Linked DNA regions of Mus musculus: region 2 is linked to region 1. The links are chromatin loops, found by intact Hi-C in ENCODE. Cell type or tissue: heart. All regions are shown on one strand. Each heading gives the region's core, and the rest is flanking DNA. Links, peaks and the distances in the headings are about the cores only.

The links. Hi-C counts contacts between places; a loop is a spot of excess contacts. Peaks named below come from ENCODE experiments on the same cell type or tissue, not always from the same donor. Only the 100,000 strongest peaks of a DNase experiment are listed, where the experiment ranks them.
Region 2: it touches region 1 in a loop (2.9-fold over the local background); 1 of 42 quality-filtered maps calls a loop at or near these places.

The regions. Positions count from the first base shown.
Region 1 is chr5:139,786,472-139,791,840 of GRCm38, forward strand. Mafk (v-maf musculoaponeurotic fibrosarcoma oncogene family, protein K (avian)) reads left to right here and starts at 5,065. Exons shown (of 3, transcript NM_010757.2): 1 at 5,065-5,241. In heart, for the core only: CTCF peaks have their summits at 3,140 and 5,004; a DNase peak (open chromatin) is centred at 4,980; H3K4me3 peaks cover 876 bases; H3K27ac peaks cover 1,226 bases; H3K27me3 peaks cover 276 bases.
Region 2 is chr5:139,379,099-139,384,467 of GRCm38, forward strand. The region is part of intron 2 of 3110082I17Rik (RIKEN cDNA 3110082I17 gene); the gene reads right to left. It overlaps Gpr146 (G protein-coupled receptor 146), which reads left to right and starts at 1,541. Exons shown (of 2, transcript NM_030258.5): 1 at 1,541-1,645. In heart, for the core only: a CTCF peak has its summit at 2,222; DNase peaks (open chromatin) are centred at 1,463, 2,973, 3,273, 3,823 and 3 weaker places; H3K4me3 peaks cover 4,226 bases; H3K27ac peaks cover 4,835 bases.

The sequences.
Region 1 (5,369 bases), core at 302-5,301:
AGAGGTCGGAGTGCAGATCTTCATGCCTGTGCCGCACATGCTTTACCCACCACGACATCCATCTCTCTAGCCACTCCTTAGGACACTCACCAGAATCGCGCTCACTCAACGCGTCGCTTGATTATTTGATGAACACAGATGCAGTCGTGTTGGCAACATGGATGCTGGGCAGGTTACGATGCACTTTGTTTTAATATAGCCCAGGCTGGCCACACACTCGCTAGATAGGCAAAGATGACCTTGTACTCCTGCTCCCCCTGCCTCCACTTAGTGTTGGGATTATAGGCGTGTACTCCCACACGTTTGGTGCTGGTGATGGAACTCAGGGCTTTGTGTAAGCGCTGAACCACATCCCCACTCTGGGAAGCACCTGTTCTCTACTGGCCCCTTTCATCGAAGTGATTATCATTTTAAAGTGGAGGCCCTGGGCACTGATCTGGTGACTATGTGTCCAAGGCCACGAAGCTGGACAAAGTGTCAGGAGCTTTTGAAATCTAAACTCTAACCACCCTCTTCAGGCCTCTCTTCTCTACAGCCCTAAGACCCCCCCTTGTCCTGGTAGCCAAAGCCAGTGCATTGTCTTTTCCTTGGAAGCCATTATGAATACCTGTAGCTCTCCCTGCAGCCCTCATAGAGTGCTGGGGATGGGAGCTCACTAGCCCCACTCTTTTGGGAGGGAACTTGACTCTGAGAAACATCCCTGAGGACATAACTGTGGCTGGACAAGTGCGCAGTCTCTGTTCATTCATTGATTCTCCCCTATGAAGGTAAGGGGGCAGTCCTGACAACACTACATCCATCATTCAAGCAGGAGGCAGCACTCGCACCGGTAGGAACTTCCACCGGCATGACATCCAACTCACAGGCCTCAGTGGCTGGTGCTGGCTGCCCCATCAGCTCTGGGAGGGTCATGTTCTAAGGAGACACCATACAACATCCTGGAGTCTGGCCTCTTCATTTTCAGGGGTCTGTAGGGGGACCAATGGGGTGAAGGCGCTACCCTTTCCCATCAGGCTTGTGCTGACCCACTCCTGTCTGTAGCCTTACTGCTGAATGAACTATGTTGCTAGCTTCAGGTTGCTTCCATTTCTCCAGCTTTGCCAGAGCCATCTGAGTTCCTACTTGCTCTCTGGAGGAAGGAGTGTGGGCGAGCACTTGAGTGTGGACTCCCAGCCTCCCTATGAACATAGATTGCCCTTCCCTAAGGACCAGCCCAAAACAGCTGGGATGAAGGGTGAGTTCGGCTCTAACCCAAGGGACAGGACCCTTCCCAGGGCAGTAAGGGATAGATTATCAGGGTGTAACCAACATCGCCTCTCCCATAAAAGCCATTATAAAAGAGAGCGTTTGTCTGGGCAAGCCAAGCCACAATCACAGGTCTCCCCAGCCGCTCAACAACTGAATCCATGTGAACTGGGTCGGGCGTGGCACCCAGCCATAATCCTAACACTCCGGAGGTGTAGACAGGGGACTGTCAAGTTCCAATGTCTTCATATACAACTCAGGTTGTTAAACTCATGACCCTCCTGCCTCAGTCTCCCAGGTATTGGTATTACAGGTGTGTACCACCAGTGTCGTCTGTGACTCTGTGTGTGCACAGGCTTGTGTATGTTGAGACCAGAGGGAAAGCTAAGCTGTTGTTGCTGTGCCACCCACCTTGTTTCTTCTGACAGAGCCTCTCACCGGCTTGTCTCACCCCAAAGACCCTCCTGACTCACGTCTCCAGTGCGGGGCTAACCCATGTATACCACCACATGTTACCTTTTCAGTATTTTCTCTTTCTTTTCTATTTTTTAAAAGATTTACTTATGGGCTGGTGAGATGGCTCAGTGGGTAAGAGCACCCGACTGCTCTTCCGAAGGTCCAGAGTTCAGATCCCAGCAACCACATGGTGGCTCACAACCATCTGTAATGAGATCTGACTCCCTCTTCTGGAATGTCTGAAGACAGCTACAGTGTACTTACATATAATAAATAAATAAATCTTTAAAAAAAAAAAAGATTTACTTATTTATTATATATAAGTACACTGTAGCTGTCTTCAAACACACCAGAAGAGGGCATCCAGATCACATCATGTGGTTGCTGGGATTTGAACTCAGGACCTCCGGAAGAGCAGTCAGTGCTCTTAACCGCTGAACCATCTCTCCAGCCCCCAGTATTTTTTTAACGTGACCATGTTTTGCCTTCATATATGTCTGAGTACCATGTGTGCCAAGTGCCCTTGAAAATCAGAAAAGGGTGTAGGATTCCCTGGAATTGTAGTCACAGAGAGTTTAAGAGCTGCCTTGTGAGCTCTGGGAACTGAACCCAAGTCCTTTGCCAAAAAGAAAGAGAGAGAGAGAGAGAGAGAGAGAGAGAGAGAGAGAGAGAGAGAGAGAGAGAGAGAGAGAGAGGGCAAACTCTTAAATGCCCTTAACCATTGAGCCATCTCCCCAGCACCCCACCTTTTTATTTGGGTTCTGTAGTCAAAACTCAAGTCCTTCTGCTTGCCCTGCCCCTATTTTTCTGGATTTTTATTTTTTGACACAGGGTCTCTGTAAGTTGTCCTGGAGTTTGCTATGTAGACCAGGTTAGCCTTGAACTCATAGAGATTCACCTCTGCCTCTACCTTCCCACTGCTGGGATGAAAGGCATGAGCCACCACACAGGGCCTTTTTTTTTTTTTTGGTTTTTCGAGACAGGGTTTCTCTGTATAGCTCTGGCTGTCCTGGAACTCACTTTGTAGACCAGGCTGGCCTCGAACTCAGAAATCTGCCTGCCTCTGCCTCCCAAGTGCTGGGATTAAAGATTAAAGGCATACGCCACCATGCCCGGCTTTTTTTTTTTTTTTTTCAAATAAATCTCTTGCTTGAAGGAACTAAGGAGAATAAGATATCCTAACAAAAATTCCATGAAAATAGCGTTATTGGACTCAGATAAATGGCAGCAAACCTGCCTGACTCGAGAGGACCAGTTGGAGCAGGTCCAGCTATGCATGGTGGTGGCAGTGAGGATGAAGGAAGGGTCCTTCAGAACTTGGAGGACAGCTCTGAGAGTATCCTGGTGAGATGGACATCACTAATGTTGTTATTGGTAGGCTGAGCTGCTCTTGGCAGGTTGTAGCTGACCTGGACGGATCTGGGTGGCTCCCCTTAGTGGCAAACACCAGAAGGACATTTAGGAGCAAGAACAGATGTGAGGCCCATTGCAAGAGGTCACAGTGCCTGCAGCACACTGAGCTACACTGTGGAACTGACCACACAGAAAACCACGGGTTTCCGGATGCTTGTGCCTGTCACCCTCCAACATATTTCCAGAGTGCCTCATAGACTCGCTCTAAATAGTCCTGGGAAGGCACAGTGTGTGGGCTTGAGAGCCATGTTGCTAGGGCTCAGGGATGCCTCCTGCTCATCCCGTTCTCAGCCCTGAGCATCACTTCGGCCTGAAAGGAGGACGTTAAATTGCATTCTGGGCATTGCCTCCCCTCCAAGGGTAGCAGTACCAACACCCTGCAGTTTTGTCCGTCTGAGACAGGAAAAGGGGGATGGCTCCCATGTAAGGACATCTTGGGACTCCTAGGCACATCTAGGAATCCAACTGCTGCACTGCGCTAGAGTACAGGAAGTTCTGTGTGTGCTCTTGCCCCCACCGAAGCCTATGGAAAACAGCCATATGTCCATGCATCCCCAAGTCAGAGAGATATGGCTTTCTGTCTGTTGTGGTTTGAATATGTTAGGCCCAGGAAGTGGCACTATTAGGAGGTATGGCCTTGTTGGAATAGGTGTCTCACTGTGGGTGTGGGCTTTAAGACCCTCATCCTTACTGCTTGGAAGTCAGTCTTCCTAGCAGCCTTCAGATGAAGATGTAGAACTCTCAGCTCTGCCTGCACCATGACTGCCTGGATGCTACCATGATCCTTGATGATAATGGACTAAACCTCTGAACCTATAAGGCAGCCCTAACTAAATGTTGTCCTTATAAGAGTTACCTTGGTCGTGGTGACTATTCACAGCAGTAAAAACCTAACTAAGACACTATCCATTGCTTACAGGGAGAGGGAGAGGGGGGAGGGGGAGGGGAGGGGGAGGGGGAGAGGGAGAGGGAGGGAGGAGAGGGAGGGAGGAGAGGGAGAAGGGGGGAGGGGGAGGGGGAGGGGGAGGGGCAGGCTTAGGTGAAGGCACTTAGGGTGAAGGCAGAAGGATTAAGAGCTTCAAGACAGTGCCAGTGAGGTGGCTCAGTGGGTAAAGGTACCAAGTCTGAGTTCAATTTTCGGAACCCAAAAGTGGAAAGAAAAAACAGATTCCCTAAAGTTGCCCTCTGACTTCCACACATTCGTGGTAGTGTGTGCACACCAATCCACATACATATGAACACACATATAAATAAGTAAAAAAAAAAAATAAAGTTTTATAAGTGTTCCAGGCCACTCTGAGCTGCACAGTGAGACCTTACCTCTGTCTCAGATATAAATCAAAAGGTCATGGTATGGGTCAGAAGAGGATGCTACATACATATCTCTTTCTCCTTTGTAGGGTGCATCTGCCTTGCTGATTATGTGGTGTAACTGAGCCACTTCGCCACCTTGACGTGGGCTTGGTGTTAGGTCCAGAACATGGTCACTAGCCAGTTGGCCTCTATTCTCTCTGCCAAGACCCGGGGAGGCTCCAGCAGCCTCAGGATCACAGTGAGTAGCATAGACGACAGTGGGTGACATAGAGACATAATGCCCAGGCTGAAAGTTCAAGGAAACGTGGGGTCCATACCCAGTGTGCGTCACGCTCGCCTGACACCCCCTACCTTGGGAAAGGAGCACAGACCCCGCCCCGGGTGTGTTGGGGATGGACAGGGCCAGGAGCTCAGCAATGAGACAACTGCACGTGGAAGCATGTAGGAGGACCCAGGGACTGGGGCAGCGAGGGGCGTGGCCATCAGGGGCGTGGTGCCGACGCGCGGCCAGAGAGGGCGTGGTTTTGGTGAGCGAAGAAGCGTGAGCAACAGGGGCGTGATCACTAGGGGCGTGGCCATCGCGGGGGCGGGGCGGTGACGCGCTTCGACGCGCGATCCCGGAAGCGGTGTCAGTACTGGGGAGCCGGCGGCGGGCGGCGGGTGGCAGGGACTTGTTGTTCTTCGCCGAGTCGGAACGAGAAGTCCGAAGCGCGCAGGCGGAGACGGCGACTAAGGGGAGCGCGAGAGCAGAAGCGCTTGTGAAGAGTGCGTGTCCGCAAGGAGCCGCCGCGCCCGGCCCCGCGCGCGACCCGGGTGAGTGAGGGGCTTCGGGAACTGGGTAGGGGAACCCAGAGTTCGTGCACCTGCGGGAGGAGCACCCCGAAGGCCGCGGGACCCAGCCTGGGCCTCGAGCACGTGCCACGCGGGACCTAGCTCAAGGC
Region 2 (5,369 bases), core at 189-5,188, 410 kb before region 1:
CCTGCCAAGTCCCAAGAATGTGGCCCGGGAAGGGAAGTTCCGGGCGTTTCCATGGCGCTTGGCCTCGGCAGGGCACTGGGCTGCTGTGTGAGCTGAGACTCGTGACCACTGAGTACACGGCCCGAGCAGGGGCCATGCCTGACCCTTAGGAGCCCTCCCTGCAGCACGAGGGAGGCCAGCTCTGTGGGATTTTTCAAATATCAACCTCAGAGCACGAGGTCAGACAGCAATTCACACACCCTACCATGTCCAAGATGTCTAGCTCGGGGACATGCCTGCTCAATGGGAGGACCGCCCGCAGCCGAGTCGGCGGCTGGGCCCTCTTACTCTGAACATCTGTGCTGTGCTTCGGGTGGTGCAGAGCAGGCAGCCAGTGGGGCCTTGCACTAGGAGGGTGCTCGGTTCACCAGCAGCACTCCCCAGTTGTGAGTGAAACCTCACAGGAACCCTCTGGAAGGCCCAGGAACCCTGACACTTCAGAGTCTCACCAGGAATCCTGAGGGTCAATTATTTATGGTTTACTTTCATTTTAGATTATGTGCCTATGGAGCCCAGAGGTCCACCTTGGCCATCATTCCTCAGGTGCTGTCCACCTTGTTTTTTATAAGACAGGGTTGGCTTTTTGGGGGTGGGGGTGGTTGGTGGCCTGAAATGTGAAAGTTAGATAGGCTGGCCCAAAGGGCCCCAGCGCCTGCCACCTCCCTAGCACTACAAGCACATGCTACCACACTCAACCTTTCTGACATGGGTTCTGAGGGATCAAACATAGGTCCTCCTGCTTGCAATTGGGCCAACAACTCCAGGACCCTCCCCCCACTTTTGACAGTCTTACTTTGCAACCCCAGTTGGCCCAGAATTTGCTATGTAAGCTACAACAGCCTTGGATTTATGGCAGTCCTTGCTCTGCCTCTTGAGTGCTGAGATTATAGATGGGCACCATCATGCCCAGTTAGGCTATCTGTGTGTGTGTGTGTATTTTGTTGTTGTTACTCTTTGTTTTTTAAGATCTCATGTATCCCAGGATACCCTTCAGGTGACTATGTAGCCAGGGACAGCCTTGAACTTCTGATCCTCCCTGCTCTATCTCCTGAGTGTTGGGACTACATGTATGCACGCACCACTACCCCTGGCTTATGTGGTGTTGAGGACTAAACGCCGGGCTTCCTGACTGTTAGGCAAATACTCTAAATGGCACCATTCCCACTTTCATGTTGGACAGCAGCTACACAGTGGGTCGGAGCTGTTTTCTCCGGACAGCTCCACTTAGACGCCTCTAGGACCGGGGAAGCACAGGTCGGGGAAATTACAAACTTTAATGGGGGCAGGTGCGCCGCCCTCCAGCATTAAGGCGGCCGGCCGTGGCTGGCCAAGGGGATTGTCCGTTCGGACTGGGGGCGGAGCCTGCGGGAACTAAGCACCGGTTCCAAGAAAAGGGCGGAGCCACCGAGCTGTGGGTCGGGAGAGAGGGCAGGGCCTGACGGCGTTGCTCGGCGGGCGGGGGCGGGACCACGCGAGCAGCCCCCGGGGGCGGGACGGGGTCACGTGTGTACACAGCCCCCACGGCGTGCGCGCCGTGAGCTCCGCTGCCTCCTGCAAGCCCAGCTGCCCGCCCGCGGCCGGTGCGCGGGCCGCCGCCCAGCGAGCGGTGAGTGGGGCCCGGGGAGGGGAGCCCCTAATGCTCTGTTCCAGGCGGGAGGAGACCGCGCCAGGCTGCGCTGGGTGGACGCCAGGGACAGGGAGTGTGGTCCTGAACCCGCGGCGGGCGGTGGGTTTGCTGCCCGAGGAGGCGGACGGGCTCTCCTAGGACGCTACGGTTACCATCTTCGTCCCTTCTGTTGGTTAAGAGCGTCAGGACATTTGGAACCCGTGCGTAGAGATAGCGGAACTTGCGCCATCGGCCCTGAACATTCATCGGGCACGGGAGGCAGTACCAGCAACTAGAACCCCAAGTGAAGGGATACAGTTTCTTCGGTCCTCAGGCTTGCTGACTAGGACTAACTTAGTACCCGCTGTCCAGAACAGCACCTGCCAATTTAGCGCGCCCCGGTCTGTGATTATGTTCTTGCGAGCTGCATTCCTATTCTCGTCCTGATCCAGCAACCTGACATCTATGTCCACCTCCATGTATCAGAGGCACTGATAACCTGGGGTTAAGCTAGCTTGAAAGAACTATAAGTTAATCCTATTGAAACGCCTCTGGACGTGTCCTGAGGCCACTCCACCCATAGGGGACCAGGCACTATCTCTGTGAGTGCAAGGAAACACTATTAATAATTACACTAAGGGTACAGTCACATTATCCTAACCTGCCATGTAAGTCTTTGAAGAACAACCACAAGGTCCAGATTTCCAAACTAGAACCTCTGGTTGCTCCCAGGGTACAGTGTATCAGTGTCCCCGTGACTCTTTTTTTTTTTTTTTTTTTTTTTGGTTTTTCGAGACAGGGTTTCTCTGTGTAGCCCTGTCCTGGAACTCACTTTGTAGACCAGGCTGGCCTCGAACTCAGAAATCCGCCTGCCTCTGCCTCCTGAGTGCTGGGATTAAAGGCGTGCGCCACCACGCCCGGCTCCCCGTGACTCTTGAATGGGCTCATGAAGAAAGCTGCGACACATCCAGCTAAACCTAATGTGGGGATGCATGGGGATTTAGGTCAGAATGTGTAGGCTGAGTAGTTGGGAGGGGATGCCTGTGTGGTTCACAGACTGGAGGAGACTCTTGCAGCTCCCTGGGCATTCTCTCCTTCCTTACCCCACAATGTCCTAGCATAATCCCCTCCTTTAATGACCCAAACATACTGAGACATGAAGCCAAGCCCTTGGGGGAGTGAGATCTGTGCTCACAAGTGAGGCTCCTGTTTTCCTTAACCTGCCCTAGTTACTTGCTCCTGCCTGCAGCCTCTCAGCTTCCCTGTGGCTCGAGCTGTCCTGACCCAGCAGCCGGACAGTTCAACCTACAAGTCTGGCTGGCCAGCACTGGGTCACATGTGTCTCTGAGCTCTCAAAGGCCCTGGTGGCCCAGGACTCCAAGCACCACAGAGGCTTCAAAAGGCAGAGAGGACTCGGTCTGCAGAGAGACGTGGTTGACTTTTCAGCAGAGACGCAGAGTGACCTGTGCACCCCAATGTCCACTCTGGGGACCCTTTCATACAGGAGTTTCCCCATCTGAATTAGGAGCGCTGTAAACCCAGCAGAGCATTGTTGTGATGGGAGCAAATGTGACAAGATGAGTAAAAATAACCACCAGAGCCATGATAAGATCTGTGGCTTTGAGCACTTCCCTGCAGGTGAAGCCACACCCAGGTTTTTTTAAAAGCTGAGGTTATCAGGAGCCCAGATGGGGGTGCACGCCTACCCGGTGACTGAAACGGAGACTATCTGTTCTGAGTTTGCTCCTTGTTCTGAGGACGCCTCTATTTATCTATTTTTGTTGTTGTTGTTGCTTATTTCCCACTACCTCCTCCTGGTGTTGTGTCTGTAGTTGAGGCTACAGGCCTCAAACTGTGTTAGTCAGGGAAAGAATCCAAGTTAACAAGTAAACTGTGAGCAGAAGAATAAGTTCTCTCTTCCTCCAGGGAAAAAGGCAGCCCAGGGTCCCATATAGGCACCCTGCCTGCTCTGAGGCAGAAGTAATTTGGTCTCAGCCTCTCTATCCCCCACCCAGCTCTCCTGCAGCTGGCAGCAGCTCTCTTCAGAGAGAGACAGGGCGCTGTTTTTATGTTGTATCTAAGCAAGCTGCCTGGCCCAAGCTTGCTCCTCTGCACACAGAGAGATAGGCTGCTGTGCTCAATGGACCCAAAGCAGACTGCCTGGCCGCACTCCTTCCTCTGCAGTGTGAACTGGGGAGAGCAAGAGGCTCTGAGAATCCAAACCACTCATGTACGTCATTCAGCTTTCTTATCACAGGCCAGGAAGGCAGGGGCGGTTACAGGAATCAGCCTGAGCAATCCACGTGCGTGCGCAAAATGCCTGCCACAGCCTCTGCCTTCCTGAGCTGTGAGCTCCTACCGCTGAGTGTTGTTTGCCAAGGCTTCTGATCATCACTACAAAGGGAAATAAACATCTAGAAGTCATTTTTGAAGCACTTAATTTTAAAACATGCAGCCAAAGTTGAGTCTCCCGGTGCACAGCAAGCAGGTCCCCTTATAGCAATCCAGCAGGCCTAGAGCAGCAGATGGCCCTCTGTGACTGTTTGCATATTAATCCGAAAGTCGAAGGAGTCAGGGCATGACTGCAGTCTGGTACGAGGGGCACCGTGTCCAGTCTCTGCTGTCCTTTCATTTACAGATCTCCAGCCGGGCACTGGGGCACAGCATGGGAGCCTCCCCATCTACAGAGGCGCCACAAAATAAGATGGGAGATGGTGCCACCCAGTGCCTAGCTGAGGGCCCGAGGTCAGAGAGGTGCAGAGAGGTGTTCCCAAAGGTGCACTCAAAGGTCCACCAGACGAACAGGGAGCAAGGGCCTAGGTAGGCTAGGACTTGTAATGAAAGCCAGAGGTGGTCCCCCCCCTTTTTGTTTGTTTGTTTGTTTTCGAGACAGGCTTTCTCTGTATATCCCTGGCTGTCCCAGAATTCACTCTGTAGACCAGGCTGGCCTCGAACTCAGAAATCGGCCTGCCTCTGCCTCCCAAGTGCTGGGATTAAAGGCATGCCACACCACTGCCCTGCCAGCCCTCTCTTTTAATGGTATGAGGTATGGAATGCGGGACCTCATTGAGCATGGAAGGCAAGTGGCTTACTGTGGAGACACCTCAGCCCCTCACTGGGAGATTCTAGGCAGGCAGATGCTCTCCTGCTAAGCCACGTCCTCCGCCCTGTTTACTTTGAGACAGGGTCTCTTCCAAGTTGCCCAGGCTGGTCTTGTATCATTACTCTGCAGCCCAGACTGACTTTGAACTTGAACTCTTCCTCCCCCAGTAGTAAGTAGGTGGGATACCTAGCTTGTGCCCCTAAACAACAGAGGATGGAATTCCTGATTAACAGACAAGAAATGAAATATGGAACGTTGCATGAGTCTGCTCCAGCCATGTAGGAACAGGAGGGTCTGGGTCCACCAGCATTGTCTGGGGGCTGTTCCCTCCAGGCTACTTCTGGCCACCCAGTCTGGGTGGCCGTGTTTTTGCTAGAGAAATCCACTAGCAATGAGTTGATTTAAATATGGCATACAAGAAAAAGTCAGTGTCTCATCCTTGCTCATCTCTAAATGCTTCGACAGCCCAGTCTGAGGATGGACTCTTGTCCTTGACCGTTGTGACCAGGAGCAGGGAGCCCCGTGAGGGGTCCAAGTGGCACAGAGCCGCAAGAATTTTAAGTTACGAGTGGAACCCCCCCCTCCACACACACACACACACACACACACACACACACACAC